2 separate regions of the Homo sapiens genome follow, and region 2 is linked to region 1. The links are chromatin loops, found by intact Hi-C in ENCODE. Cell type or tissue: PC-3. All regions are shown on one strand. Each heading gives the region's core, and the rest is flanking DNA. Links, peaks and the distances in the headings are about the cores only. Region 1 has its middle 21 kb from the start of NFKBIZ. Region 2 has its middle 130 kb from the start of RDUR.

Region 1 (16,548 bases), core at 4,541-12,540:
AGGCAAAGACTTGAAAGAGAAAGACAAAGGTGATTTCAGGAGGTTGAACCCAAGACCTCTAAAGTTCCAGCCGGGCATGGTGGCTAACGCCTGTAATCCCAACACTTTGGGAGGCTGAGGCAGGCAGATGACTTGAGGCCAGGAATTTGAGACCAGCCTGGCCAATATGGTGAAGCCCTATCACTGCTAAAAATACAAAAATTACCTGGGCATGGTGGTCGTGTAATCCCAGCTACTCGGGAGGCTGAGGCAGAAGAATCACTTGAACTTGGGAGGCAGAGGTTGCAATGAGCTGAGATAGAGCCACTGCACTCCAGCCTGGATGACGGAGTGAGACTCTGTCTCAATAAATAAATAAAATAAAGTTCCTCCCCTCTTGTATTTCATAACTCCCTGATTTTTGGTACCCTTTTCTAGGTTTCCAAACCTAAAAGTAATTATATCACATTATTTTAAGAACAGTACTATTTCTAATAACTTATTCAGCCCCAGGAATGAGGATATAGTATGTAGAAAATCGCTCTTGATGGTTTCATGAAATCCTTCCTTCAAAAAGAAACCACAGCAATACCCAGTCCTTCTATAGATATAACATCTGGGTTACTGAGACATCCTAAAGCATTTCTGGAGTCTGCCACAAGGTTTGGGTGTACCCTCCTAGCCCAAGTTTCCCAAGATCAAAATAGCATCCAAGAAATGGCTGGTTAAAAGTTCTCTGAAAATGTCATGCTTCTCAGGAATGTTATATAAGATTTTATTTAATTAAATTTAAGGAAAAATCCTCAAGTTTCACCATTCCATTCCCTTGCCCTTTCCCTGGACACCCCTAATTCCAGAGCTTATACAACAGAAAAATGCTACAAACATTGAGACCAAATCTACCTTTTGGAGACCTGCACCAAACCTGGAGGACTGAACCAACTTTTTGGAATTCAACTCACAGCAGAAAGCAGGGTCAGAGACAGCATATCAATATATCCACTCATTTCTTCAAGTAGCTGTGCATCTTTTATCCCGGCTCTGCCTCCACTCTATTTGTACTACCACCATGTCAAATATGCCCAAACTTTAGGTTGGCACTACCCTTATAACAATTATATGAGTCATAGCAGGAGGGTGCCATGATGCTAACTCAACTCACTCCATAGTCTACAGCCTGAGGAGAAACGTCAGGAATAAGTTGAAAAATCTACCCTTAAATTTCACTGAACAAGACTGCAACTCCTTCTCGGGTGCCACCTTTGCTTTCTGCTCATGGGTATTTTCCACAAGATCAACTGGACTTTCAGATATTGAAAATAGATGAGGTTTGGATCAGAAAGCCCCAGTTTGTAGAACCTGTTTTTACAAAAGTACATTGGGATATCAATAAATTCAGAACACTAAGGGCTCCTTTCATAATGATCACATTGCCCTGCTCATCTCCAACAATCCTAGAAAAAAAGACAGTTTTCTGTCTTCGTGCAACAGGATCACCTCGGGAAATTGTTAAAAACATACTTTCCCAGAGTTCACTCCAAGTCTGCTGAACCAGAATCTACAGAATTTCCTGTAGAAACCAGGGATATCTGTTTTAACAAGCTTCCTAGTTGATCCTAATAAAAATGCAAATTAGAGAAATATTGCTTCAGCCTAAATTGGTGGTACAATCATTCAAAATCATGGTGTAATTCATGGTGCTAAGGCACTAAACATTTTCTTCACAACTTGGATCTCTCCCAGACTATCTAATTGCCCTAAGAGATGGCAGTTTCCTTTCCAGAGAGCTCCAAGCTCATACTTGTGAGCATTCAACAAGGGGCAGATTCCAACTCAGACCCTATGCCTGGCCAGATGAGATGAAGATATAGACAATTTCCTCCCTTCCCCACCTGCCCTCACTCCTGGCCAACCAAGAGCCGGCTGGTCACAAATGTGGTTACTTCATCAATAAGAATCATATCCTATGTCAGCATTAGTTTGTTTTCGGGGTTGGTGCGGGGGGGGGGCTTGCAATAAAATGACAAAACTAGTTGGGCAGAATACTCTTTTTTATGTCAACAAAAAAGATTAAAGGCAGAATATATTTACAGAATGTAATATCTTCACTTTCACAAGGAAGAACTAAATCTCCATTTCCATGGTAAATACGATGAACACAAAAAGCTTGGGACTAAGATCCCTAGGGTGAGAGTTCAAAATGGCACTGACCACAACAGATAAAGATCTGAATCACAGTGTGTCCTGTAGCCAGGCGAGGCCCGAGTTTACTCTTTATACTCTGAGCCTCGATGGAGAGGAAGTTCAAAGACAGTTAGCAACTAATGGGAAATTCATATTCATTTTCAGCATCGCATGTTTTTCCCTTTTTCACTTCCACAGTTGCAAGTTGAGTTTCTATACGCAAGCAGACAGCCACGGGTAAGCCCAGTTGAAGTAGTGCCAGCTGACCAGGTCACACAAAGGTAAATGCATAGTGTCTGACCGAAAGCTGGAGAGAACTTCATGTGGCCATGAAAAATAGGATCGTCAGTGTCTCATGAAAATGGGAGAGTCCTTGATCAAATATTTTCTAAAACACCAAAAAGATACACATTTAAAATAAGCTTATGAAAATTATTAAAGTGTTCAGCTAAAAATGCAGTAAGAACTGTATTCATTGATGCATTCAGCAAATGTTTATTGATCACATACTTACTATACAGCAGTTACTGTTCTAGGCACTGGGGATTCAAAGATGAATAGACAGACTTACCCCAAAGAGCTTTGATTCTTGTAGGTAGGAGACAAATATGTGAACATAGGTTAGCAATAAGGAATTATGGGTGTTATAGCAGGTGGATGGACAGGTAACTGTGGGAACAAAAGAGGGAATATTCAAGTGGTCTTTGGAAAGAAAGCAGGAGATAGCCTGTGTCAAGTCTTCAATAATGAGTAGGTGTTCACTGGCGGATAAAGTGAATAGAAACTTTCAGGGAAGCATGAACAAAAGCCTCAGTCGTGAAATACATGGCACCTTTGGAAAAATGAAATAATTTGGGACAACTGGAACATCACAGACTGCAAGCGATAAGACCTAATGAGGATGATTCTAAAAAAGCAACTCCTCATGAGAAGCTGTAAATGATATGCTAGGTGCTAAGTAAGGCTCAATGGGACACCAGTGAAGAACTTTAAAAGTCTTAGAGCTGATACTGAATATAAGAAAAGAGATATTAGAGGCACGGAAAAACCAGGATAGAGACCATTGCAATGATCTGGACAGGATCATAAAGCCTGAATTAAGGCAGGAATACTGAAATAGAGATGTGTACAGATGTTAGAGCTGTTCCGAGTAGATATAATTCAGAGTAGAAATAACAGGCCATTCACCAAAGCTCAGCTGACCTAGTGTCCCTCTTCTGATTCTTCCAAGTAGTCAAATTATTTGTTCAAATGATTCCACGTAGGGCATAAATGCTAAGACAGCAGTCTAAATTCGATTTCACATCTCTGATATTTAGAAGTGTTACTGAGCAGTAAGATAGCTGAAATACAGGCCAAGCAGGATGGAAAAGAAAAGAAGAGTCCAAGGTAATGTAAAATAAACAATTCTCTATGGTTGCCGGCAGTTGAAGGTTGGGGGTTTGACTACAAAAGTTATCGAGAGGGAATTTTTTGGTGGGGAGCGGAGGGACATGAAACTGTTCTATATCTTGATTGTGGTGACATGACTCTAGATTTTTGTAAAAACTCATAGACCTATACACCAAAAAGAATACATTTTACTGTATGTAATTTTTTTAAATAGGAGAGAAAGGCAAAAAATAGACAATCCTCAATAATAAATCAAGTTCATAGGAATCTGAGACAGGAGGCCTACTCACTCTTTGACATTCCTTCATTTATTTAACAAATACTTACTGAACACATACGCCATGTCAAAAACTGTGCTAGGTGCTGGATACATGGTAGGAAATGGGTTTCATGGAGCCTACAGTCTAGTGGAAAAGACATCCATTAAATAAATATTTATGTAAATTCAATTACAATTGTGATTTAAAAAAATACATGTTATGAAAGCATGTAACAAACTTCCTGGAAGTAGTAATATTGAAGCTAAATTCTGAATTATACATTTCAGTTGATTGACAGGGAAGAGGTTGTGCTCAAGGGAAAGAACATTCGGAAAGACCCCGAGGTAGGAGTTCTCACATACCCACATGTGCTCACAAATTCCCTCACAAATTTACGATGCAGGTTAATATAATTTGAGTTTCTAGAATCCTTTATGCTATATAACATTTCTTTTCTTTTTTAGAGACAGGGTTTCACTCTGTCACCCAGGCTGGGGCACAGTGGCACAATCATAGTTCATTGCAGCCTCAAACTTTTGGGCTCAAGCAATCATCCCACCTCAGCCTTCCAAGTAGCTGGGACTACAGGCATGCACAACCATGCCTGGTTAATGTGCTTATTTTTTGTAAAAACAGGATCTCGCTACGTTGCCCAGGCTGGTCTGTAAATAGAATTTTTAATTAGTAATTAATCATGTTCAGGTACTAACTAGTAGTTAATTGGTAATTGATTTATTATAAAGAATTGGTTAATAAATATAAAGCCTTAGAGACAGAACCTAGAACATTAAGTATATAATAATAGTAAGTTATTATTACTACTATTATTTTTAGAAACCTTCTTTTTGTTTCCTAGAGAGGGGAGATGGCTGTTAGACTCAATTTTTAGAAATAACGCAGAGAAACTACACTCTACTCCACTATACTAACTTCCTATGAATGGAGTCAGTGTCTGAGTCATAGGATGGGACTCATGACTATTATAAATGCTTTTTCAGCCCAAACAGAATCTTTGGGCCCCCTCTTTGGTAAATCCGTTTCTGTTTACATAATTTAATCTTTAAGAACACATCTTGCAAACTTTCACTTCCAACTATGATGAAACAACTGGTATAGGACTAGCTCTCCACCCATAAACAATGAAATGGAAAATAATATATGAGGCAATTGTTTTTCAGCATTGGACAACAGGAAATTAAACACTGTGATCTCTGAGAGAGGAGAAATTCATTAGGTGAGGCCCATGATTATCCTGGATCTCTGCAAGGGTACAATTTTCCAACCACAGCATAGCAAGCTAGAATCCAATCTGAGCACAGTAGTTCTGCTGAGCTGACAAGGCAGAGATAAGAGTTCAGAAGAATCTGTAGAGCAAGGCACCAAAACGAAAGGTGTTTTGGGGGTGGTGAGAAGGTGGGTCCCAGAAGTTGTATGGAAGATTCTCTATGAATTCTTGACTCAGGGCTAAGGTGCACGTGCCCATGTCAAGACTACCCGGGTCTTATAGTAAGTATAGAGAAGTGTTAGTGCAGAGACAAGTACAGAACAGCAATTGTAGACATTAAACAGTGCTGAAGAACATTGAAGTTTTGGCCAATCCAAAGTGACAAGATCTTATTATTAATTTATTAACACACCAAGCATCTGAGATACCAGAAGAGATTAGAACCATGCTTTAGAGTAAGGTCCACTCCAGGCCCACACTAACAAAATTAAAAAACAAGTCTTTTTTTTTTTTTTTTTTTTTTTTTTATGTGATGGAGTCTCACTCTTTTGCCCAGGCTGGAGTGCAATGGTGGTATCTCGGCTCACTACAACCCCTGCCACCCAGGTTCAGGCAATTATCCTGCCTCAGCCTGCCAAGTAGCTGGGATTACAGGCGCCCACCACCACACCTGGCTAATTTTTGTATTTTTAGTAGAGACAGGATTTCACCATGTTGGCCAGGCTGGTCATGGACCTCAGGTGATCCGCCCACCTCAGCCTCCCAAAGTGCTAGGATTACAGGCATGAGCCACTGTGCCCGGCCAAAACCAAGCCTTTAAAATATCTGCAGAATTGGAGGTCGAAATGTGCCAAGATAGAAGAACTTGGGAAATATATTGAGTTTTCCGGAGATGTACCCTAGCAAAGCACGAAAACTAGCCTACAGAAATGCAAGGTAATTTGCAGGTAATGAAACTGCCTAATAGAAGACAGGGTAACACTTCTCAAAAGAAGAAAACAAAATCCAGAGCCTAAAGTCTACACAATGTATTACCAACAATGTCCAGCATACAATTTAAAAATTGGTAGAAATTAAACAAAAACCAGGCAAACATGATCCACATGACCCACAGTCAAAGAGAAAATACCAGTCTCAACATTACTGAGATCTTGGGTTTAGAAGACAAGAAAGGACTTTGATTTTTTTATTTTATTTTATTTATTTTATTTTTTTTTTTTTTTGAGACCAAGTTTCGCTCTTATTGCCTAGGCTGGAGTACAATGGCGCAATCTTGGCTCACCACAACCTCCGCCTCCCAGGTTCAAGTGATTCTCCTGCCTCAGCTTCCCGAGTAGCTGGGATTACAGGCATTTGCCACCACGCCAGGCTAATTTTGTATTTTTAGTAGAGACAGGGTTTCTCTATGTTGCTCAGGCTGGTCTTGAACTCCTGACCTCAGGTGATCTGCCTGCCTCAGCCTCCCAAAGTGCTGGGATTACAGGCCTGAGACATAAGGAAGGACTTCAAAAGCAGCACCTATAAATGTGGCTCAAAGAATTAAATGATATATGTTCAAAGAATCAAAGTACTGGTTTAATGAGTGAAAAGATAGAAAATCTCAGCACAGAAATGAAATCTATAAAAAAGAGCTGTATAGAAATACTGAAACTGAAAAGTTCAATGACAAAAAGAAATCACAGTAGATCAGAGATGGTAGAAGAAAGGCAGTGAAGTTGAACACAGGAAAACAGGCCAATAGAAAATATTCAGGCTAATGGATGGAGAGAAAATAGATTCAAGAAAAATAAACAGATCCTCAGAGACCTTCAGGACAATAGACAATGGTATAAATAAGTATAATTAGAGACCCAGAAGAAGAAAATGAAAATGGGGCAAAATAATTTTTTAAGAAGTGATAAAAAGGCAAGCCACTGACTGGGAGAAATTCTTATAATACATATATCTGAAATACATTTATATCTAGAATATATATTTTAAAAAACTGTTACAACTCAATAAGGGGCTAATTATTTTAACAGACAAAAGCTTGAACAGATGCTTCACTAACAAGATATATGAATGGTAAGTAAGCACAAGAAGAGATGCTCAACGTCATTAGTCACCCCGGAAATTAAATCTATAAGATAATACTACACATGCATTAGAAGGGCTACTATTAAAAAGACTGGCAATACCAAGTTTGAGGGAAGATTGAGAAATCTCTCCCGCATTGCTATTAGAAGAGAAAAATGACACAACCACTTTAAAACAGAGTTTGGCCATTTCTTTTAAGGCTAAACATACACTTATATGAACCAGGTACTTCACTCCTAAGAATTTAAAATTAAATGAGAACATATGTCCACACAAATACTGTTCATATCAACTTTATTCAATAATAGTCCCAAACTGGAAACAATCGAAATGCCCACTAATATGTGAATGGTTAACAAATTGTGTTATTAGTGCAATGGAATTCTACTCAGCAATAGAAATATACTTTAGTGATCAATGCACCAATGTGGATTAATCTCAAAAATATCATGCAGAGGCCGGGCGCGGTAGCTCATGCCTGTAATCCCAGCACTTTGGGAGGCCAAGGCAGGTGGATCACGAGGTCAGGAGATAGAGACCATCCTAGCTAACAGGGTGAAACCCGTCTCTACTAAAAATACAAAAAAAAAAAAAAATTAGGCAGGCATGGTGGCCGGCGCCTGCAGTCCCAGCTACTCGGGAGGCTGAGGCAGAAAAATGGCGTGAACCCGGGACGCGGAGCTTGCTGTGAGCCGAGATCGCGCCACTGAACTCCAGCCTGGGCGACAGAGCGAGACTCCGTCTCAAAAAAAAAAAAAAAAAAAAAAATCATGCTGAGTGAAAGAAACCCAGAAAATAAGAAAATAGTACAGACTGTATGATTCTATTTATACGACGTTTTTGAAGAGGCAAAAACTAATCTACAATAATATAATAGAAATCAGATCAATAGCTGTGTGGAAGGAGAGATTGACTGCAAAGGGGCATGAAGGAAATTTCTGGGATGTCAAAAATGTTCTGTATCTTGACTGGGTGGTGGTTACATAGGTGTATACATTTGTTAAACTGTACACTTAAAATTTATGCATTAATTACACCTCGCAAAGTTGATTTTTAAAAGAACACTTGCATAACCCTTTAAATTAGGAGCCTTATTATCTTCATCATAATTCTTTAATGAGTCATTCAGCAATAAATTTTATAAGGAACAAGTTATTTATGAATCACACAAAGGCACCCCAAATGAATGTCTAATCATTCATTCATTTCTGTGTGCACGACTGGAGAAATAGATGCCGGTTAAACTAATAAAGCCCCTGCCCGTCATCTGTGATCCTAGGCTGCAGAAGAAACTGTAATGTAAGTTCTCATCTTGGTTCCAAGAGCTCTCGGCAACTATTTCTTGACCAGTCTCTGAAGTGAGTGTGTCTATTTATTTTAAACAAGTTGTACCATCTGAAATCGTGGCTGCTGCAGAGCTAAGGGGTTCTTTCCCTACAGCAGGGTTCCCCAACTCCAGCGCCATGAACCGGTACCAGCGATGGGCGAGCCAGCATTACCGCCTGACCTCTGCCTCCTGTCAGATCAGCCTCTGGCATTAGATTCTCACAGAACCGTGAACCCTATTGTGAACTGTGCATGCAAGGAATCTAGGTTGTGTCCTCCTTATGTGAATCTAATGCCTGATGATCTGAGGTGGAACAGTTTCATCCTGAAATCATCCACCCACCCACAGCCCATCCATGGAAAAACTGTCTTCCATGAAACTGGTCCCTGGGCCAAAAAGGTTGGAGACCGCTGCCCTACAAAATATGCCCCCCTCTCACAGTAGAGGTAAATGGCTAGAGTCTGGCAACACAGTAAGCTGATGCTACTACTGGTCAGATATGCTGTCCTAATCACCTTCTCCTGCTCCAGGACCCTTTTATAGATTCTTTTGAAAACACTGGCAATAGGGAAGCTACACTTTCCTTTCCTTGAAATTTTCCAGGCCGGGCACGGTGGCTCATGCCTGTAATCCCAGCACTTTGGGAGGCCAAGGCAGGTGGATCACGAGGTCAGGAGTTCAAGATCAGCCTGGCCAACTTGATGAAACACCATCTCTACTAAAAACTACAAAAATTAGCCGGGCATGGTGGCATGCACGTGTGGTTCCGGCTACTAGGGAGGCTGAGGCAGAAGAATTGCTTGAACCCAGGATGTGGAGGTTGCAGTGAGCCGCGATCATGTCACTGCACTCCAGCCTGAGTGACAGGGCGAGACGCCGTCTCAAAAAAAAAAAAAAAAAGAAAAAGAAAAAAAGAAATTTTCCCATCTGGAATGGGGAAGTGCTGGACAAAAGTGAGATATCATAAACTAAAGACACTGCTAGCCTGTGTAATGACCACACATCCTAAGACCAGTGCCCCCATTTATTGGAAAACCTCTCTTGCTGATTTGGAGCCTTAATTAAAATAGCAGGAAATGCATAAAATTGCACTATAAGCTCAAACCCTGTGTTATATATTGTATTAACTTTCTATTGCTGTGTAACAAATTACCCCTAAATTTAGCAGCTCAGAACACCACCCATGTGTTATCTCACAGTTCAGCAGGTCAGAGTCTGGGCGGGGTTGGCTTGACTCTGCATGAAGTAACACAACGCCAAACTCAAGGTGTCAGCAGGGCTGGGCTCTTATCTGGAGGCTCTGAGCAAGAATCTGCTTCTAAGCTTAATCAGGTTGTTGGCAGAAGTCAATTCCCTGTGGATGTAGGCCTGAGATTCCATTTTCTGTTTGGATATTTACAAAATACCTGTATTCCTTGGCTCATTGCCCCCTTGCTCCATCCTCAAAGCCAGTAATTGTGGGTTGAGTCCTTCTCAGGCTTGGAATCTCTAAGATTTCCTCTTCTGCCTCCAGCCAAAGAAAACACTCCGCTTTTAAAGGGCCCGTGTGATTAGATGAGTAGTTTCCCTATCTTAAGGTCAGCTGGTTAATAATTACTTTATTTACCTTTGCAAAATCACTTTTGCAATGTAACCTAACAGAATCACAGGAGTAACATCTGAGGCAAAGATAGCCCTAGGACCATCTTAGAATTCTGCCTACGATTCCAATGCTAGATTCTATCCAGCACCACTCACCTTCTTCGTGTCCTCAAAAATACCACTCACCCAGACATTTTAAAGTTGTATTTAAAAAGTAAATGCTGCAGTGGCACACACCTGTAATCTCAGCACTTTGGGAGGCTGAAAAGGGAGCATTGGTTGAGGCCAGGAGTCTGGCCTGGGCAATATAGTGAGACCCCCATCTTTACAACAAGAATAAATTAGCCGGGCATGGTAGTGTGCACCTGTAGTCCCAGCTACTCAGGAGGCTGAGGAGGGAGAATCACTTGACCCCGGGAGGTCAAAGCTGCAGTGAGCTATGATCATGCACTGCACTCCAGCCTGGATGATAGAGTGTGACAAAGAGAGGGGAGGGGAGAGGGAGGGAAGAAGGGGAGGGGGAGGGGGACAGGGGAGCAGAAAGAAAGGAAAGAAAGAGAAGGAAGGAAGGAAGGAGAGAGGAGAGAGAAGGGTTGGAAGAAAGGAAAAAAGGAAGCAAGGAAGAGAAAATTCAGATTCAGAGCTCACTTTCCTGATTGCAATAATTAAGTCTGGAATATGACAGAAAATACCAGATATGAAAGTTAGAGGAATTGTGTTTTAATCCCAGGAGGTCAGGGAAAGGAGCAGTCAGTAAGAGCTGGAAAAAGCTTAATAGAGAAAGTGGCACCCAAGCAGGGCTTTCTAGGATGCACAGAATTTGGGGAGGTGAGGACTTGACAAGAGACAGGAATAAACAGAGCATCAGCTGATACAGTGAAGAGACCCACCTGATAGCCCACTGGGGAAAAATGAGATGAGATTAGACAGGCAGGGTCAAGCTAAGGTCAACATAGCTTTGTAAACCAGGACAAGAGTTTGCATCTGATTCAACAGGCAGCATTGAGCCTTTGAAAAACTTTCTCTGTTTCTTTAACAGTATGCCAAGTAGTGGAAATTTTGGGATTGGTAAGAAAAGCAGGAAGATTGGAGGAAGAATAATTAGAAAGCTATTTACTGGGGACACAAGTTACTTATCTGTTAGCGACTCTTACTGACAATCTATAATGCTTGGAGTGGGCTTTAACTTATTCTAGAACAAAATATGGGGGCAAGAGGAAACAAAAATGGCAAAATGTTTATAATTGATGAAGTTTCATGATAGATGTATGTGTTCAATATACTATTCTGCCTACTTGTATGTGTGTTTGAATGTTTCCGTAATAAAAAGTCAGGTTCCTGTCTATTGTGGTAATCCAAGAATAAAGCCTTGAAAACCTAGATGTGGGTGGTGGCGGAGAAAATAGAAAAAAAAAAAATTAACAGACTTTTTTTAGCTACCCTATTAACTGATTAATAGACATTTTGACCTTGATAACAAATTTGATATAACTTTAGCTGAGGGAAGAAACAAAACTGATTGATTTATATAGATAGGGAAATAGAATAATGTCATAAAAGAAAAACTTGTCAGCTGTCTATAAATCCTGCACTTTAAATGACGTACCTCATTAGCCTGTATGATTAGAATGTGTATAGAAATTAATAACCTGTGTAAATTAAACTTCTGTCTATACATCTTCTTATTACACCACATTGGCAGGATCATGGATGGCTCACTGCAGCCCGGAACACTGGAGGCCCAAACAGTCCTCCCACCTCAGCCTCCAAGTAGCAGACACTACAGGCATGTGCCACCACACCTGGCTAAAAATTTATCTTTAAAAAAATTTTCCAGGAATATTTTGAGTAGAGGCACCATCCAAATGCTTACTTGTTTTCCCAAATGATATATTTTGAATTTTCCTTTGATATATTTTTCAAAATATATATTGGGATATATTCAAATATATCCCAAATGATATATTTTGAATTTCCTGGTGTAAGAAGTTACACCAGACAAAATTGCTATCCTGAAGACGACCAATTCTTCCATATCTGTGAGAGCCTAAAAAGGAGAATTTTTTGAAAATTTTAAAATATTCTGGAAGGAATACTTCTTGGGAGCAAAAAGAAAAGGATACCTTTTTTAAAGACAAAAGAAAAATGATATCTAATGTAAAAAAAAAAACACCTCTGGCACCAATTCAGAAAAGCAGACTCTCACTGGACACACTCCCACTGAGGCAAACACCAAAACTAACCCTAGAGTGCTGGAAGAAAATAGCAGTTCGCCTCCAGACCAGTCGACACCTGGGGCTTCCACGAAGGCCAATCAGGAAGTACCCTACAGTCTTACACAATCACTTGAAATTAAAGTACTACCTGAGAGATGTTTGGCTGCAAATAGGGAGAGCAGGCCATGTGAATTAAGATACCATGAATTGAGTTAATAAAAATAAATAGTAATTTGAAACTTAAACCCCAGATCAATTAAGCTAAGGAATCTAGTGTTGTTTCACAATCTGAAATTTGTCCCGATTGTCAAGCCTACAGGAACTATGCTGATCCAACAGGTAAACACATGCTGGATCCAACTACCAAGTTCCCAGAGCTGCTGAAATCTTTATTTCTGGAGCAAAAGCCAGAATCCTATCACTTAAAAAGATAATATCTAGAGTTAAAACAGTCTATTTCAATTGAGTTTTAGCAAAGTGGAATCAATTGTTATTGTATGAAACTGGATTTGACCCTTGACTTTTAAACATTTGCAGTTTTCAGTGACTAACTCCTCTACTGTTATCATTCCAAGATCAGATGCCGTAAAGCATAGGATTTTAATTTGATTTGGGATCATGTTGCTTCTCACACAGCTCTAGGTAGTGTGATCCAAGGTGAAGAGCAGCAGATTCATTCACATGTGTACCAGGGAGCAAAATGACAAGAGACAATTATAAAAGCTTTGTTGGAAGTTTAGGATACTTAAAGCTCTTTTAATCATTATCATAATTTTTGAGTTACAGCTCAATAAATATTTTTGTTTCTCTTAAAGTTTATCAATGGTAAATGAGTTGCCTGGTCAATGTTTAGTATTATAGCTAATAAATGAAATAGAGATATTTTACCATACATTAGATCAATAATAATATGTAAAAGATACCATAGATTCTGAAGACAGGCTATAGGATTGCTCAGAAAGAAATATTCATAAGTTCTAGAGATCTATTGTACAACATTGTCCCTATTATTGTACACTTTACAATTTCGTAAGAAAATAGAATGTTCTTACCATGATAAAATGATTTTTTAAAAAAGGAAATATTAATCTTACTCATTTTTTAAGAGAAATAATGATAACAGAAATTATTATAAATCCTCTTTCCTGGTGTAGTAAGTTTTAAGTTAAGGCTGCCCAAAGATATGTCCACATCCTAATCCTCAGAACCTGTGAATGTGACCTCATTTGGAAAAAAAGTCTTTGTACAATTTAGAATACTGAGGCCGGGCGTGGTGGCTCATGCCTATAATCCCAGAACTTTGGGAGGCCGAGGCAGACAGATCACTTGAGGTCAGGAGTTCGAGACCGTCATGGCCAAAATGATGAAACCTCGTCTTTACTAAAAATACAAAAATTAGCTGGACATGGTGGAGCACGCTTGTAATCCCAGCAACTTGGGAGGCTGAGGCAGGAGGATTGCTTGAACCTGGGAGGCAGAGGTTGCAGTGAACTGAGATCGTGCCACTGTACTCCAGCCTCGGTGACAGAGTTAGACTCCGTCTCAAAAAAAAAAAAAAAAAAAAAAGGTCAGGTGCCGTGGCTTACACCTGTAATCCCAGCACTTTGGGAGGCCAAAGTGGGCGGATAATCTGAGGCCAGGAGTTCGAGACCAGCCTGACCAACATGGTGAAACCCCGTCCCTATTAAAAATACAAAATTAGCCAGGTGTGTAGCCAGGTGTGGTGGTGCATGCCTGTAATCCCAGCTACTCGGGAGGCTACTTGAATCCAGGAGGTGGAGGTTGTAGTGAGCCAAGATGGCACCATTGCACACTCCCCCTCAAAAATAAATAAATAAATAAAATTGAGATGAGGTCATCCTGGATTACTCAGGTGGCCCCTAAATTCAGTGGTAAGAGTCCTTGTAAGAGATATACAGAGAGGAGGCACAGGGAGGAGAAGGCCATGTGGAGATGGAGCAGACACTGGAGTTATATTGCCACAAGGCAGGGAACACCTGGAGTCACTAGAAGCTGGAATAGAAGGCATGAATTCCACCTAGAGCCTTTGGAGGGCACATGGTTCTGCCAACACCTTGGTTTCAGAATTCTGGCCTCCAGAACTATGACAAAATGAATTTCTCCGAGTTAAGCCACCAAGTTTGTGGTTATTTGTTAGACAGTCCTAGGAAACTAATATACTTGAGAAACTTAAACACCAGAATCACCTTAGAAAAGTGATTTCTGAAAGCAGGAAAAAAAAATAAGGTGACTCATGATTGTATCTTCAAAGCTAGTTTCTATACCATAGGATCCAACGTGCCTGGCACACTGCACATCTTCATCAGTTGCCACTTCATCCCCATACGCATTCCAGAAACCCATTCTGTTACCACCATATGGCTACTGCCCAACCACAGCTACTCTCCAAAGTCTGCATTTCCTAATTAATTTAGACTAAAACTGCATTAGAATCACCACATATAATCTGCCAGAAGCCCTGAAAATCCTGGAGATTCTGATTCAGGAAACCTGGGGTGGGGCCTAAGTATTTGCATGTTTAACAAGCTTCACATAAGATACTAATGTCGACCAAAGACTGAAACTTTGAACCTAGGGCACTCAGCAGCTGCACTATCTCACCCCCAAACCCTCTTGAGCTGACAGGCAAGGGGAATGGTGTGATGGAGAGAGCAGGGACAACAGGCCAGAGGACAAGGAGTACAAAGGAAAAAGCAAGACACATTTTGAGAGGAATCTACAATCAGCTGGGCGTGATGGCTCATGCCTGTAATCCCAGCACTTTGGGAGGCTGAGGTGGGCAGATCAGTTGAGACCAGAAGTTCGAGACCAGCCTGGCCAACATGGTGAAACCCCATCTCTATTAAAAATACAAAAACATTAGCCAGGTGTGGTGGTGCGTGCCTGTAATTTCAGCTACTCAGGAGGCTGAGGCACAAGAATTGCTTGAACCTGGGAGGTGGAGGCCGCAGTGGGCCAAGATCTTGCCACTGACTCCAGCCTGGGCGACAGAGCGAGACTCCGTCTCAAAAAAAACAAACACACACACAAACAAAAACAACCAATCTTACCCCTCCTAGAAATGTGCCACCCATGCAATGTTTCTGGGTCTGCACAGACTCCAAAGGCTTGAAGCATAAAAGTACTGGATTAAGTCATAAACTGTATGTAGATAATAAAAATATTTATACACTGAAGAATAAAATATGCCAAGAAAAAAAATTTTTACAAAGTGTTGAAATTAAATTCAACTTAGGAACTATTTATTGAATGTCTACAATGTGTCAGATACTGTGCTAGGTGCAGGGCCTCTGATGACTAATAAGGCAGTGTCTCCCCTTCTCTCAAGGATTAATCCAGGGCACCAGCAGGTATAGCCAAAACCTAGTAGCATGGTTACAAGTAATCTCAAACCTTGTACCCAGGCCTGATCTCAGAGGAACCATCACAAACTTAGCCAGTGACTGAAGCTGATTTCTCTCTGAGGTCGTATTCAATACAGAACAACTGAGGTTATCAGAAAATGGAAGTTAGTGGTCGTATGTTTAAGTTGACATTTGTTAAAAGTCAGAGACATTTGAGGAAATTTTCCTGTCCTGATTAAGTAAAAATATAGAAAGGATATTAAATGTTACTGATTTGACTAACAAATTGAGCTGGAAGATTTGGTCTCTGACTCTTGTAGGGATTCCTTAGTCAATATCAAACTACAGCACTAACAGTCCTTTGCAAAGACAGACTGCCTGATTTTTTTCCTTAATGAGTCCAACTATGCCCATGCCCATTTTCATTAACATATCATCCATGTCACTGTGAAATCATGTGGCAGAATTAAATTCAGAACCATGATAGCCAATAATTCATTAGTAATTAATAGTATAACTCTGGCTCAAAACATCACCTCCCCCAACAAAACCAGTGACTCTAACCAGGATTGGCATATATTCGTTCATTCAACCAATATTTTATGAACTATTTCCATGTGCCAGGCACTGTGCTAGGCACTGAAGTTGCAGCAATGAGCACACAGTCTTGGCTTCTGTGAGGCTTTAAGATGTATTCAATCAAGAGCCATTTCCCATATTCCTGTGGCAGATATCACGCACCAATCACAGCAACCTCTCCTGAAGGTTCAATCCAGCAACCTTCTCCTGAAGCCCCTACGAGCCTGAGGATCTTTCTCAACTTGATACTCAAAAATATTACCAGTCAGAGGTGGAACACAAGATGAACCTTATTGGCCACTTCCAGAGTCTAACTAACTATATTAAAATCACCTGCTATTCCCACAGACGCCTATGCTTTGGT
Region 2 (16,548 bases), core at 3,233-11,232, 200 kb before region 1:
GGTAGGAGGGAATTTCCCAACTTCCCAAAGTCATCAAAAGGTTCTTGACATCTTTGCATTGGCCTTACCAGGATTAGCAATCCCAGTCCCAGCAAAGGGTCATGAACAGTCAAGGCAAAGACAAAGAAGGCAAGCTCTGTGTGTGAGCGAAGAATGCTGTGCTTATCAGCGTGTGTGAGACAATCCTGGGCACTCTACAAATTTGGGAGAATTGCTTTGAACGGAACTTATAAGGCCCCATGCAAGAGGCTGCGGACATTTATGCTGCTGTTGTGGTCCCCTTTTTACCTTCAGGTTGGGATGGCCTGGGAAAATGTGGTATTAATCATAGAACAGTTTACAAGGGAAAAGAAATTAATATTTGTTAATGCCTGCAATATGTTAAGTACTATAATAGATACCTTCACATATATCTCCTTTAATCTATAAAATAACTATAAACCAGGGGCTTTTCCCATCGTTTTAATTAAAGATAAAGAAACTGAGATTCAGGCTGGTTAAACCTACTCAGAATCACATAACCAGCCAGGATTGCACCTAGTTCACCTGAATGTAGGGTCTTTGTTTTTATTATTATATTCACACTTGTGTGGGAAAAGCATCTTCCTCAATGACTGCTACCAAATGGACAACATCAGAACATGACTGATTCACCACCATTCTACATTAAGTATTATGTCCTGAATATGCTCTGTTGGCATCACAACAGATGACAAAATATAAACAAACCAAACTTGGGGACCCATTATGTTATTTCTACAAAACATTTTATCTGCAGGAAAGAAATCAGAGCAAAAGACAACAGCTGGCAGGTCCCAGTCTCAGTGACAGCTGTGAATTGTCTTATCTACACCATCAGTGAAATTGTAGAAGAGTTGCATTATAGCAAATGAGAATGAAATGAACTTGGCCTTGTGCTTATGCAAGCTTCTTGTTAGTGTTCTGCATCTGGGATTCTTGTGTCCACTGGAAACACAATCTGTTCCACTGCATTAAGCATTCTTTGAACTTAGGGAAATAAATCCTGTTTAAGACAAGTACATATTTGAGTAATCCCAGGATCTACCCACTAAGATCTATGCTGCAGTGATGTGGGAACACTCCTAAAGTCAACAAAATTGTGTTTATCTGTGAAAGTGTGCATAGAAAGAAAGCCAGTGGGCATTTTAGTGGAAGAAATAAAGAGAAAATGAAGAGGGTGAAGAAAGAGATTTTGGACCCTTAGACATTTCAGAGACATCTCAAACTCGTCTTAGTCTAAGCTAAACTCCTCATCTTGTCCGCCAGATCTTGCTCCTCTTCCTGGGTGTATTGTCTCAGAAAATGGCTCCAACATTCACACAGTTGTCCAATCCTGAAACCAAGCATTGAAAGTGGCTTCTCTCTCCCTTTGCACTCACATCTAGTCATTCACTGAGTACTCTTGTTCCTACCTTCTAGTTATTTCTCAATCCCTCCCTTTGACTTCAGTCCCACTTACACTACATGAATTAAAGTCACTGTTATATCTTTCTTGATTCACAGAAAAATTTTCCAGCTGGTGTCTATCCAACCTGTGTTTGTCCCCATTAAACCATTCTCCAAAATACATCAAGGGGAGTATCCTTATTTGTATTTCAATTGTGATAAAATACACATAACATAAAAGTAACATCTTAACCATTTTTAAGTGTGTGTTTCAGTCTACAACCATGCCACTTGTGACTGGCTTATTTCACTTAGCATAATGTCCTCAAGATTCATCCATGTTGTAGCATGTATCAGAATTTCCATCATTTTTAAAGGCTGAATAATAGTCCATTGCATGTATATGTGAGACTTTCTTTATCCATTGATCCATTTATAGATATTTAGGTTGCTCTCATTTTGGTTTTGATTTGCACTTCCCTCATGATTGGTGATGTTGAGTATCTTTTCATATGCTTCATCAGCCATTTGTCTATCTTCTTTGGAGAAATGTCTGTGCAAGTCCTGTGCTCATGGTTTAAACTGGGTGTTTGTGGGTTTTTCTCATGTTAAGGGTAGTGTATCACATTTGTCTTCCACCATGATTTTTTATTTCTAAATATAGTTTTATCAGATTTTTTATAAGTTAAGGCCATATTTAAAATGCATAAAAGCACATTGTTCCTTTTATCAGTATGAAATGTCAACCTGTTTCTTTTAACGCATTTTGCCCTGAATTTTGTTACTCGTAATTCTAATCTTGCTATGCTAGATACTTGCTGTTGCTGTCAGTAATTGCCTGGCATATATCTTTCTTCTTCCCTGGGTTTTCAAACTCTCGGGGATATTTTAAAGTGACTCTCTTTTCACCATAATATAGCTAGATTTTTTTAAAGATCTTTTTTAAAAGATTTCATGGTTTTTTGTTTTTTTTTTTTTTTTGAGACGGAGTCTCGCTCTGTCACCCAGGCTGGAGTGCAGTGGCACGATCTCGTCTCACTGCAAGCTCCGCTTCCGGGGTTCACGCCATTCTCCTGCCTCAGCCTCCTGAGTGGCTGGGACTACAGGCACCTGCCACCATGCCCAGCTCATTTTTTGTATCTTTAGTAGAGACGGGGTTTCACCCTGTTAGCCAGGATGGTCTCGATCTCCTGACCTCGTGATCCGCCGGCCTCAGTCTCCCAAAGCGCTGGGATTACAGGTGTGAGCCACCATGCCCAGCCTAAAAGATCTCATAGTATCTTTTTTAAAAGATCTCATAAAACAAATATCTTATTCGAAAAACTTGATGGCAAGCATACAGATATGACCAAGAAAGAAGGTCCCTACTCTCACAGGGGCAATCAACCTGTCCACATTTACTGTGATTACTGTCACATGTATGCTTGTTTCTAATAAATTATTTTGTATTTTCTCCTTACTATGCTTTCTCTTTCTCTTCTTTCTCTTTTGATAAATTCTGTTATATTAATCTAGGTTACTTTATTATATATATTTTTGTTGAATATCTTGAAAAGGATGGTTATATATTTAATGAAATTTTGGTCCCAGCTTGTTACTAAATCCATCTTTCTCCTATTGTTTTTTTAAATCAATAAATATTTTAATTCATGAATGTGTTTTAACAACTTCTTTGCTTATCATTATTTCTTGCTGGAGTATATACTTTAGAAGTTCTTTCATCAAGGGTGTATGCATGACAAATTCCAGTTGTTCTTATAATCTGAAAAGATTTTTTTTATTTTCTTTTTTTTAATTCATTTATTTATTATTATTATACTCTAAGTTTTAGGGTACATGTGCACAAGGTGCAGGTTAGTTACATATGTATACATGTGCCAGGCTGGTGCACTGCACCTGCTAACTCGTCATCTAGCATTAGGTATATCTCCCAATGCTATCCCTCCCCCCTTCCCCCACCCCACAACAGTCCCCAGAGTGTGATGTTCCCCTTCCTGTGTCCATGTGTTCTCATTGTTCAATTCCCACCTATGAGTGAGAATATGCGGTGTCTGGTTTTTTGTTCTTGCGATAGTTTACTGAGAATGATGATTTCCAATTTCATCCATGTCCCACAAAAGGACATGAACTCATCATTTTTTATGGCTGCATAGTATTCCATGGTGTATATGTGCCACATTTGCTTAATCCAGTCTATCATTGTTGGACATTTGGCTTGGTTCCAAGTCTTTGCTATTGTGAATAGTGCTGCAATAAACATACGTGTGCATGTGTCTTTATAGCAGCAAGATTTATAGTCCTTTGGGTATATACCCAGTAATGGGATGGCTGGGTCAAATGGTATTTCTAGTTCTAGATCCCTGAGGAATCGCCACACTGACTTCCACAATGGTTGAACTAGTTTACAGTCCCACCAACAGTGTAAAAGTGTTCCTATTTCTCCACATCCTCTCCAGCACCTGTTGTTTCCTGACTTTTTAATGATTGCCATTCTAACTGGTGTGAGATGGTATCTCATTGTGGTTTTGATTTGCATTTCTCTGATGGCCAGTGATGGTTAGCATTTTTTTCATGTGTTTTTTGGCTGCATAAATGTCTTCTTCTGAGAAGTATCTGTTCATGTCCTTCGCCCACTTTTTGATGGGGTTGTTTGTTTTTTTCTTGTAAATTTGTTTGAGTTCATTGTAGATTCTGGATATTAGCCCTTTGCTGGGATTACAGGCATGCACCACCACACCCGGCTAACTTTTGTATTTTTAGTAGAGATGAGGTTTCACCATGTTGCCCAGGCTGGTCTCCAACTGACCTCTTGATCTGCCCACCTCAGCCTCCAGAAGTGCTGGAATTACAGGCATGAGCCACCATGCCCAGCCAAAGATCTTTAACCCTAATTTCTGATGCATAATTTAGAATAATAAATATTTCTGTATTAAAGGATATTATTCTCTGAGTTTTTTAGATATTGTCCTGTTGTTTATGGCATCTAATATTGTTAATAGAAAACATGACATTATTTTAATGTTTATTCTTTTACTTTGTATTGGGGTCCCCAACCCCCAGGCCACAGACCTGTAGGAACCAGGGCACACAGCAGGAGGCGAGTAGCAGGTGAGCCAGCAAAGCCTCATCTTTATTTATAGCTGCTCCCCAGTGCTTACCTTACCACCTGAGCTCTGCCTCCTGTCCAATCAGTGGAGTCAATAGATTCTCATAGGAGCACAAATCCTATTGTGAACTGTGTATGTGAGTGATCCAAGTTGCACACTCCTTATGAGAATCTAATGCCTGAAGATCTGTCACTGTCTCCCATCACCCCCAGATGGGACCATCTAGTTGCAGGAAAACAAGCTCAGGGCTCCCACTGATTCTAATTATAGTGAGTTGTATAATTATTTCATTATATATTACAATGTAATAATAGAAATAAAGTATAATAAATGTTAATGCACTTGAATCATCCCGAAACCAACCCCTCCCCCATCCATGGAAAAATTGTCTTCCATGAAACCTGTCCCTGATGACAAAAATGTTGGGGACTGCTGATCAATATCATATCTCTGACAGAATTTAGGGGTGCTCTTATTGTATCTAATGTTCCAAAGTTTGAGCATAATATCTATATACATATTTTTTGCCTCTTTATTACTTCATGGGATTTTTTTCAACTCAAAGATTCATATCTATACTTCCTTCTGGAAAATTCTCATTCATATATTGGCCATTCAAAATTCTCTCCTACGTATTTCATCAAATGTATACTGAATCTTCTGAATCCATTCTCATGATCTCTTAACCTTTCTTTGCTATTTGTCTTCTCTATTTCTTCGTGCTGCATTCTGAGAGACTTCTTTAGGTTGATCTTCAAGTTTGGTAATTTGTTCTCCAGCTTATTTTACAGTTGCCATTTCCTACTTTGTCTCTTGGATAATCATATATTTATTTTAAAGTTCTTTCTTTATTCCTGCATTAGCTATAACTGCTCAAGTATCAGTTATCCCATTCATGCTGTTTGTTGTCTATCTTTAATGATGTTGCTCTTCCTCAAATACTTTCTAATTATCTTACACTCATCTTTCACAGGTTTCTCCTACATGCATTCTGGGTTGTGACAGTCTCCTGATATATGTTCCTTCAGTTGCCTCATCCCCAGCTCTGTATCAGGGAGAGCTCCAGACCAGGCTTAGACCAGGTAAACAAAGGATTGCCTTATTTCCAGACAGTTTGTACTTTCCCTCCTTAGACACTCTTAGCATGAGGCATTTAAAAAAAATCGGTAGAGACCAGTCTCTCTAATCCAAGATGACTAGTGTCCTTATGGAAGAAATGGCATCTGAAGAGGCAGAGACACACACAGAGGAAAAGCAGTGTGAGGACACAGAAAGAACATCATCTACCAGCCAAGGAGTGTCTGAGACCACCAGAGGCTAGGAAAGAGGCATGGAATAGATGATCCCTCACAGTCCTCAGAAAGAACTAACCCTGCTGACACCTTGGTCTTGGACTTCTAGCCTTCAGAACTGCAAGGCAATAAATTTCTGTTGTTTAAGCCACCCACAAAATTTCTGTTGTGGTACTTTGTTTCTGTGTGGCAGAGGAACTCTGGACCCTGCTGAGAACAGGTAGCCCCTTTCAGCCCCCAGCCATGGGCAGATAGAATGGTGTCAGCCCTGCTTCCAAATATTGAAAGGCTCCAGTTCCACAATCCCAGTCCCCTAAAAGCCCAATGGATTTAGGCCCTTATTACTATCATGGATTCCTGTCTACTTCCTCTCCCCTCACTTTTTGGCAAGCTTCTGGATTTCTGATTTGTATTTCCCTTTTCTTATTTTCAAGCATAAGATGTATTTAGTAATACAATTTTAATATACTGATATCAACTCCATATGATAGAGTGGAAGGGGAGATTTCTGCCTGTGTTCAACTTGCCATCTTCAGGTAAATGGAATGACCAGTCCAAGCACAAATCTCGCTGCTCTTTTCAGCATGAGTCCCTTCACTGCTCCAGTATGCTTTTGAATAAGTCAAAAGATGTATTTATGGCTTCAAAGATCATACAGCCTGGATTCTGCCCACCTTTTCTGACTCATCTCTCACTGTTTCCTAACTCACAGTCTAAGACACAGTCATGAATTTCATTTCCAGACTTCATGTGCTGTTCACCCTGTGTGGAACACTTTTCTCCACTCATTTTAGGTCTCCACAAATCTAGGAGTCAATTCCTCCAGGAAGCTCTATATGACAAACAAAAATCAGATTAGGTGTCCCTCCTAAGAGTAGTCTTAGCTTCCCTTGTAGTTACTCCACCACAGCCCTTACCACTCTGTCCTTGATATCCAGATTGCATGACTGTTACTCACTCTGGACTGGGCACTCCATGAGGGCTGGGGCCATTCATGCCTCCGTGGCCAGCACAGTGACTGGCTCATGGTAGGAATTCAGTGTGTTTTAAAGAATAAAACATGCATGCCGCCAAGAAAGGAAGTTGGAGAGAGTTAGAGAAGACATTAGGAAGAATTGAAGGGAAAAAGATCTGGAGACTCAAGAGGGTCTCAGACTATAGTCTTTATTAATGAAAAGTCATCTTTTTTTATTGAAAAACTTTGACATCCATCTGCCATTGTTTTACCCCAACTGCTCTCTCTCTCTCTTGCTCACTCTGTTTTCAAAGAATGCATTTCTTTTTCACTGGATTTCCCAACTGTATCATTTTGCTAGGGCTGCCGTAACAAAGTACCACAACAGAAATGTTGTGGGTGGCTTAAACAACAGAAATTTATTGCCTTGCAGTTCTGAAGGCTAGAAGTCCAAGACCAAGGTGTCAGCAGGCTTGGTTCTTTCTGAGGGCTGTGAGGGATCATCTGTTCCATGCCTCTTTCCTAGCCTCCGGTGGTCTCAGACACTCCTTGGCTGGTAGATGATGTTCTCTCTGTGTCCTCACATTGCCTTTTCTCTGTATGTGTCTCTGCCTCTTCAGATGCCATTTCTTCCATAAGGACATTAGTCGTATTGGATTAGAGAGATGGGTCTCTACAGATTTTTTTTAAATGCCTCATGCTAACAGTGTCTAAGGAGGGAAAGTACAAACTGTTTTATTGCTGAAATTACCTTCAACAGGAATAATTTTGATGGCATATGAGTCACTTCAACATAATTGCTTTCTGCAAAGTTGCTGTCTGCAAGGGGAACAATGGAAATATAAAAACCCTGGTGATATATTCTATTACCACCTCAATGACAAATCTTGATAAACTGGGTTTGGCTTGTCTGAAAGCTAAAGAAAAAACTACTTTTAAGTACAGTTTCCTTCACAAATAACAGCCATTTAAGTATTTATGTCAGTATCTATTTATTCTCTAGGAACAGGTTTTGTCAAATAAACAGAAAAAAAATTACTTTCAACTGTTACATTTTAGAATTCAATTACAGTGCCCTTGATTTTGAAGTCAGTAGTGTACTGGGTTGCTGATCTTGGCACTGTGCATTCCAGCTATTGTTATTCTACAGCTTTGCCAACCAAAATGAACACTTCATTCAACTATTAGTATTTTTCAGCAATAATGGAGATATAAATTTACCCAAGGCAGGTGAGTTTTTGCTTAACTGCTAACGGAGTAGAGTATTATGTTGATAGTCAAAAAAAAATTATCATTCAAGATCCAAAGATAATAAACCTGGGAGAGACTGGTTGGGTTCAAGAATAATCTAAAATTTTAGATCATGATCCAGGTGAATCCAAAGCATCACATCACCTCCCTTCTTCCCCCTCTTGGCCTGCCCCAGACTTAATTTAATCTCCCCAGCATGTGACTCCTGAGTATATACCTTAAGCCCAGATCGGACTTTCCTTCTCAGCCTTCACCATAAGGACCAGCTCCTAGCAAGATCTCTAACCTCCCCTTTCAAAGTCACATCCCAGGAAATAACAGAAAGATTTATTCACATTAAGATGTAATAAAGTACTGATAAGTTAAATATATTATAAAAGAGACTCAAGCCTAGGTCAAAGAAGTGAAGAAATTCTTTTTGGAATTTTAAGTCAAGGAGGGGGTTGTTTGGAGAGTTGGAGTTCCCAAGAACCCTAAAAGTCATCCACTTTTTCTACATATTAGGTTAAAACTTACCTATTTTCAAGAGGATTTACCCCCCTGCTTCAGATATATGGCCTGTACAACGATTACTTGGAGCACTAGGCTCATCTCTGCTGACACAGAAAGAAGCTCAACTTACTTGGTAGATTTTCATCAATACTGTAACTGTGGCCCATGAGACATAAAATAAAATATAAAACAGGGGAGAGGGATTCAATTAGTGCTACTCCCACAGAAAGGAAAATGTTACAAAGAGGAAAGAGGAGAGCAGAATTCAAATAACTCTAGTCACACGGCAAAAAAAATAAAAAAATTAACTGCAACCTGGACAGGGGGTACCCAATTTGATTTACCCAAGTAAAGTGATTTCAAAAAGGTTGAAGAGACAACCAGATATTACTTTTGATGGGGTACTCCACTAAGGAATTTGTCTTGCTTGCTGTAATCTCACTCAAACACATACACACACGCACACACACACTCACACACATCACATTTGAGTTTGCCTCTGGATTAAACAATCAATTTATAGAAAAATATATTAAATGACATCATGTCACCATGGAGATCAATTCAGCACAGTCTACACTGGGAAACTCTATAGAACAAGTGACCCACTTTCTTCAACAAATAAATGTCAAGGAAAAAAATAAGAAATTAAGAAGCAAACTGACAGGTTAAGAGACTTAAGAAGAATATCAACCAATCACAAAAATCTTCTTTAAATACAGACTTAGACAAACTAAGAAATAATAATGATTCATGTAAGACAATTTGAAACCTGAACCCTGTCTAAATAGTCCATGATATTAAAAAAATTGTTATTAATCTTAGATGAGATAACGGCATTGTGAGTCTTTTTAGTTTTAAGGCCTTACCTCCTTCTAAAGACATGTGAATGACCTAAGTGGGCTGTAAAATGACATAGTGTCTGGGATTTGCTTCTTAATATTAAACAGGGTAGAAGGAAATGGGTGGAAGTACAGTTTTTAAAAATATTGGTTATGAAGTAATAATTATAAAATCTAGTTAATGAGTCTATTCTGCTCATTATGCCTTTCTGTCTCCTTTTGTATTTGTTTAAAATTTTCCAATAAAAGGAGTTTAAAATATTGAAAGAATTTACAATGAAAGTTTGGAGATGAAAAAGAAACTTGAGATAGACACAGGCCACACATAATGTAATTGGTTACAAAACCAAATGCCAGTTAAAAAGTTTAAGGTATTGATACAGCAGATACTGCCTGATTCAACTCAGCCTGTTCACCTGTGATTACTAAAGAATCATTCTGTGACCCAGTCTTGAATTTGCATTGCAGTCTATTCTAGGATTCCTTTTTATTTCAATTTGAAATGTATGATTGATATCTGATTTGATGTTTTAATTTTAAAAGTATAAAATCATTTGATTTGTTTCTGAATGCATTTGAAAGTTGAGAACCTGATTTCCTTGAGTTATGAATCTTTTTATCAGATATACAACAGTTGCTTAAGAACTCAGAAAGATGATACCATGAGAGACATTTGAAGTGTTTGAGAAAATCAAGGTACTTATGTTCTATACGTATCTTTTTTAATGTTTAAAGGAATTCAACTTACTGACATTTTAATGGGGTCAAGTGTATAATTAATCTGTAATCAAAGAACATGTAGAAATAATTATTTTATTTATAGAAAATTTATTTAATTTATAAATAGAATACAAATTTGAAGGCTAAACTTAATAGCTTAAGAAAAATGTTTTGTAAATGTCAACTTTAATAAAATAAATACTAACTTAAGACCCAGGTAACCACAGATAAATAGTCCTTTCCAAACACAAAAGCCTCTCCCAGAAACTAAAAAACTTAAATGACACTGTTATTGTGACTTCACACAGATGAAATCAGAACAAAACATCTTAAAAATACTACTTGCTAACAAAAAAAAAGAGTACAGGGGGACACTTAGACGTCATTTCTTCATGAGGTTGTGTCTCTATGAGATCACAATAACCAAAGAAGAGAATAAAAAATACATTTATTTTTATTATATGAATAATAAGAAATAAATGGTTGGACTAATTTATTCTTAGTTTTCAGGATCAGGTTGACAAGTGAAACCAATAGACCAGTGTTTTCAGAATACAGGTAAAGATCCATTAGTAGACTGTGAAATTGATTTCATGGGTCACGATGTCACATAATAAGAATGAATTCTCTTTCGTGAAACTTTCATTTGGTTGAATTTACTAGGTAGTTATATATATATATTTCTTATTGAGGATGATGTTCAAAACAGCTTGAAAGCCACTGACATCAATTTCTAGGCCTCTTTTAAACCCCCTTCATAGCATTTTTTCTAAAATATAAATGTGTTATCTTTTCTAATTATAAATTTTTTTCACAAACAGAAGTTGTGAGAGATTACAATTATAAATGTGAAACACGTTTTTTATTGTTCCATTACAGAAATGTATAATAAAGATTTTTTTAATCACCTATAGTCCCATCATTCATTGTGTTGTGTAAAAAGGGTAGATACTTTTATCTATCAAAATTTCTCTAAAGTATTATACATGAGGAAGTAAAATATTTGATAAATCTTAAGGTAAAAGATAAAACACTGAGAGATCCTGAACCGAGCAGACTTATTCTGTGTGGGGCAGTGAAAATAAATTTTCTGTTGCCCAGAGTAATGAGTGAAGTTTTTAAGAATAGGATGGGTGTGAAGCCAGTAACGGTGGTAGAGGGGGTGTGTTTGAAAATGGGACCTTTTCCCCATGAGTCTCTCGGGTCACTTTAATAAAATTACTAAATTCATGAAATGTTTGGGTACAAGAATTGATGCGCATTTTGAATTTCTTGGCATTGAACATGAGTGAGGTAGCACATCAAAAGGTAGAAATATGAAGGCAGGGAGGAGCAAAAGGAAATTAATCCCAAGAGTTAGCAAATGTTTTGAGAAAGCATCTGACTCTTTCAAGGCCAAGATATTTGATTTCAGATTAGGTTTAATCACACTATTGCGGAGCAGGAGATCTGCAGTGTCACAGCCTTCCAAAGCGGGTGTGTAGGTATGTATATAAAACATGTATGTTAGGCAGCACCTGGATGCAGTTCCAACTACTGAGAAGGCTGAGACAGGGGGATTGCTTGAGCCCAAGAGTTTGAATCCAGCCTGGGCATCATAGAAAGATCCCTGTCTCAAAACAAAAGTATGCATATACATCCACTTTTTACGAAAGAGGAATAATTCTACATATGTTGCTTTGTTGTCTCCTTTGCCATTTTTTGTGTCAGAAAGCACAGGTCTCTGTATGAATAAATAGTGCATGGTATGCTCAAACAATGAAGTATTTACAGGTATCCATATCAATAAGGATGAATCTTTAAAACATGGATGGGTGTCTCCATGCCCAGGGCAGTTGGATGCAGAGGAGGAACATCCAGGCTGGAGGCAACTCAGAACCACTGGTGGTGTGTTTGGTGAGGGTAGGAGGGTGGGGCAGGCAAGCAGTGTGGCCAGAAATAAGGACAAGGCAGGGTAGAGGACATGGTGCAAAAAGGGAGGCATCTCTGAGGAGGTGCCATTTCAGCTGAAACCTGAGTGGAAGAGTGCCATGCAGAGAGAACAGCAGGGACCAAGGCACATAGGCACACTGGAAGGGACAGGTGGCAAGTGAGGTGAGCAAGGCTGCTTGTAGGCCGGGGCTAGGAAGGTGGGGGACATGGAGGATGGGCGGTCTATGGTGCCCAGGCTTCATCCCAGCGGCCGTGAAAGGTCCAGGCAGGGAGGCACTGTCAGAGCCTTCTGGCAAAGGCAGGGAGACGGTGGTGTGGGCGTAGAGGCCCCAGTCCAGGCAGGAGGCTGCTGCAGTAAAATCCAGCACTGAGAGGGAGAAGGCCTGCCGGGTTTGCTCACCTCTGTGTTTCAGGTGTCCCCACTGTGCAGTCGTGGCCCCATGGTTATATGTGGAAGAAACAAAGGTATTCTCAGCCTGAGATGGTATCTGAATGAGATGATGGAGGCAAGGAAGAGGGAAGGGAATAGTTCCAAGCCAATATTGAAGGAAGAACAAACATGACTTGGAGATAGATTAGACGTCAGGGCTTGGAAAGACAGGAAAGCATCCAGGACGAAGCTTGGTGATCCGGGATGGACAGTGCAGACCTGGTCTGCAAGTCATTGCTGTTTTATCTTTGTACATGATTTTTCTAGCCAGTGGATGATGATACCCTTCACTTGCTCAGTCCCTCTGGCTCCATCCAGCGGAGTCAAGTGTGCCCTATTTGACACCCCTGGACAGGGCCAGAGGTACTGATACTCTGGGATAAGGGGTATCTGAGGGGTGGAGGGAAAAAAGACAGCCCAGGAGGAGGGCCTGCCTTCTGAGTCCCCTCCAATGAGGCACCCACATGTTCCTGCAGATGGAGACTGACCACTCAATCAGTCTGGGTTGGGGTACTCGTTTTTGGATTTAGATTTGACGTGATAGGAATTTAGAAGTGAAATTCCCTGCGCTATTGTCACATCTCCTGCTGTGGCCAAACATGAAGGAGTTAAGTGGAACAGGAGGGAAGCCCCAGTGTCCCTGCTGCAGGGAAGAGAACCCAGAGTTTGGGGTTAAGGAGGGATGGGTGGCCTTGGTGGCAGGCAAGCAGCATTATGGGGGTCTCTGAAGAGACAGTAGCAGTACCTCATAGCCCGATCATCAGAAAGGATGCCACTCATCCCAGGACCAATCACCAACATGCTTCTGAAGGGCTCGCAGCACAGGGCCTGTGCCCTCACCTTAGCCCAGTGACCCTACCATGGCAAAAGCAGTATAGGGGACAGAAAACCAGCTGGGCTGACAGCGCCCCCACAAACACCCTTTTTCTTAATGCTCTAAAATAATTTAATATGGCATGCATATTAAACTTTAGCACATTATACTAAATCTAAAAGTATAAACTATTTAGACAAAAACATGGATGAATCTCAAAAAGTCTCAGAATACATTACAGCCTGATTTCTTTTTACAAGTTTAATACCAGTAAAAACTAAGCAAAATCCAATGTAGAGATATCATTGCTAACAATATAAAGAAAAACAAGACATAAAAGCAAAATTAAAGGGAGTGATTACCTCTTAAGAGAAACAAATCAAATATAATTGTAGTAAGACACAAAAGTTTGGTTAATGTTCTATTTGTCAAGGTGAGTAGTAGTAACATGACTGGAATTTCTTTTATTATTTTTTAAACATTATATATATATGTTATTTTCACCCTTCTGTGCCCATTTTTGCACACATTTTAGAAGTAAAAATATATGAGAAGATAGATATACACCAAGGATTGAAAAAGTTGGCCAAAATCTAGATACTGTGGTGGTCTAGATGGTATTTTAAAAGTTTAGACTAAAGGGCCCACATTTTTAAATGTGGAAAGATTATGTAAAAGGCCTTATCTTGAAAACTGAAGGGTGTAGGGCAATACACTGAGCTGAGATAGCACAGCCTGTGGGCTTCAAGTTCTCATAATGCCCCACCACTTTCTAGTCTTCCTTAAATCTGGACCCCAGAGGCATTCAATTTTCTAACTCCCAATGCCATGTTCAATGGCCATGTAACAAAGCAATTCTACCATAAGCCATCTAATCATAAAACCTGTGTAAAATTTTACAGTTACATTGTTGGAAATACCTTAGAAGTACAATATGAGGGTCAAAGGATATTCCCATTTAAAACTTAAATAGATATTTCCTTTAAATAAGTTGCACCAATTGAAATTCTCACAAACATGTATGAGAACGCCTATAGTCTTTATAGCCAACAATGACTAAGAGTAATTAATATTTCCCACTCTAAAAGATAAAAACTAGTAGCTAATTGCTTTTAATTTGCATTTATGTAACCACAAATAAGTTTTGCTTTTTTTCATGTCTATGGCCAATTCAAATTTTTGTGTCTATTAATATCTCTGGACCTTTTTTCATTATATTCTTTGTGATTTATAAATTATTTTATGTATTTTAAATAATAATTGATAGTCCCAGTTTGTCATCAATCTTTAAACATTGTTTATTGGGTTGGGGAAGGTTGTCACAGAGATTTTTAATTTTATGTGATCTGATCTATTAATATTTATAAGGGTCAATTTAGGAAAAATAAAAATATTGACTCGGTGCATTTTTTTCAAACAGGACAAATTTACCTTTCATTGTAAAAATAATGCACTCATTTTTAAAAAATCAAACAGTACAGTAATATTTAAAGGAGAAAGTAAAATTCTACCAGCTGTGATGGTCTATATTTTAAATATTATCCCCTGCCCCCCAAAAAACTTACTTTACACATTCATTGAGCCCCTTGGAGGAAAAAAAGTATATTCTTATATGTCACTATCTTTACTAAACAGAGGAATTTAACTCATTAAACTTGGCACCACTTTTCCACAATGTAAATATATAAGTTTGCTTACAAAGAAGGCACACAAAGGTGGCTTTCTAATCTTTCATTCTGAAATCCAGTGGTAGGGCTGTTCATAGAGCTGACAGAGCTGCACATGGCCTTTGGGACAGAGATGAGTCATCAGTGACCAAGTACACAGCAACCTGGGAATATTCCCTCCTATTCTGGTGGGCTTTCAAGGCTAATAATCAAGGGCTCTCGCCTTATCTGCTTCTTCCTTAGTCTTCTCAGCACATAGTGAATAGGCCATATTAATGAGGAAGATGAGGCATAGGTGCCTTTTTTCTGATATTTAAAATATGAATCACCATAGATGGTAAGATTCATGGTTAGTTGTACTTTCTCTTTTAAGTGTTCCTGTACTCTTTGAATTAAAATAATAATAATACATTATTTTCATAATAAAAGGTAAACTTGTTCTATTTGAAAAGTAATAAAGATAAATACACTTTACTGAAGAGTACTAACAGTCTAAGTAGTGTATAAGGACGGAGAGTCAGCAGCCTTATTCTGCACTGAAGCTGCCTACCTCCCCCATCTCCTCTGAAGACTTTATTTTTTATATTTATGTTTACAATCTAATCACTTTACATAAAACAACCCGTGAGTTTAAGCTCAATTTTTATTTCTCCAAATTCATTTATAAACTCTATTTCTCTAAATCCATCTGCCAGTGAGTACACATATTTGAGATAATAGGTATAATTATACAAACATTCAATTTTTTGTTTTACATTATTCACCTAAATAATCTCATGTACTTTTTTTTTTTTTTTTTTGAGATGAAGTCTGGCTCTGTTACCAGGGTGGAGTGCAGTGGCGTGATCTCCGCTCACTGCAACCTACACCTCCCAGTTCAAGCGATTCTCCTGCCTCAGCCTCCTGAGTAGCTGGGACTACAGGCATGTGCCACCACGTCCAGCTAATTTTTGTATTTTTAGTAGAGACGGGTTTCACCGTGTTGGCCAGGATGGTCTCGATCTCTTGACCTCATGATCCACTCGCCTCGGCCTCCCAAAGTGCTGGGATTACAGGCGTGAGTCACCGTGCCCGGCCCTCTTAGGTACTTTTCATTTCACCAAAAGAACCCCCAGAGATTTTATTTCTAATGTCTCTGTGGCATTCCATCTTCTTATTTTATATATATATTTTTTTGTGATTTGTTTAGCTATTACTTTCTTCTTGAACACTTGGATCATTTTAGGTTATAAATTCTCAGTGTTAAATTTGAAACATGTCTGTGCAATTACTTCTTTGGTTGTTTATTTGGGGCTTATTTTATTGAAGCCTCAGCTCCAGGTTAAAGGTTATGAACAGCTTTACAGCTCAAGTTAGTGGCACTTTCGGTGAAACAGCTGTGGTCTCGTCATGTGATTTCCTTTCACAGAGTGAGTTTCATTAGTACTAATGAAGGAATAAAGTAGAATTTCTCTAGTGGGAACCACCCAGCTGTGGTCTGCTGCCCATGACATTTTGCTCAAATTCCCTCAGACATGAGCACCACAGAAATTTTTTAAAAACGAGTCTGACCCATTCACTCAGGAAGAAAGAACTCCTCCGTGGGCAGTTGTCCCCTTTACTAGCTAGCCTCAACAAGTTGCTCCAATCACAGGGGGGT

What was found. A loop is a pair of places that touch in the nucleus more often than their neighbours do. Peaks named below come from ENCODE experiments on the same cell type or tissue, not always from the same donor. Only the 100,000 strongest peaks of a DNase experiment are listed, where the experiment ranks them.
Region 2: it touches region 1 in a loop (2.3-fold over the local background); 7 of 110 quality-filtered maps call a loop at or near these places.

What each region holds. Positions count from the first base shown.
Region 1 is chr3:101,862,095-101,878,642 of GRCh38, reverse strand. No RefSeq gene overlaps it. Among named protein-coding and RNA genes, the nearest start is that of NFKBIZ, 21 kb to the right of the region's middle. In PC-3, for the core only: no CTCF peak of the experiment used is centred there; DNase peaks (open chromatin) are centred at 4,812 and 8,342; H3K27ac peaks cover 3,656 bases.
Region 2 is chr3:102,059,512-102,076,059 of GRCh38, reverse strand. No RefSeq gene overlaps it. Among named protein-coding and RNA genes, the nearest start is that of RDUR, 130 kb to the right of the region's middle. In PC-3, for the core only: no CTCF peak of the experiment used is centred there; a DNase peak (open chromatin) is centred at 6,489; H3K27ac peaks cover 2,265 bases.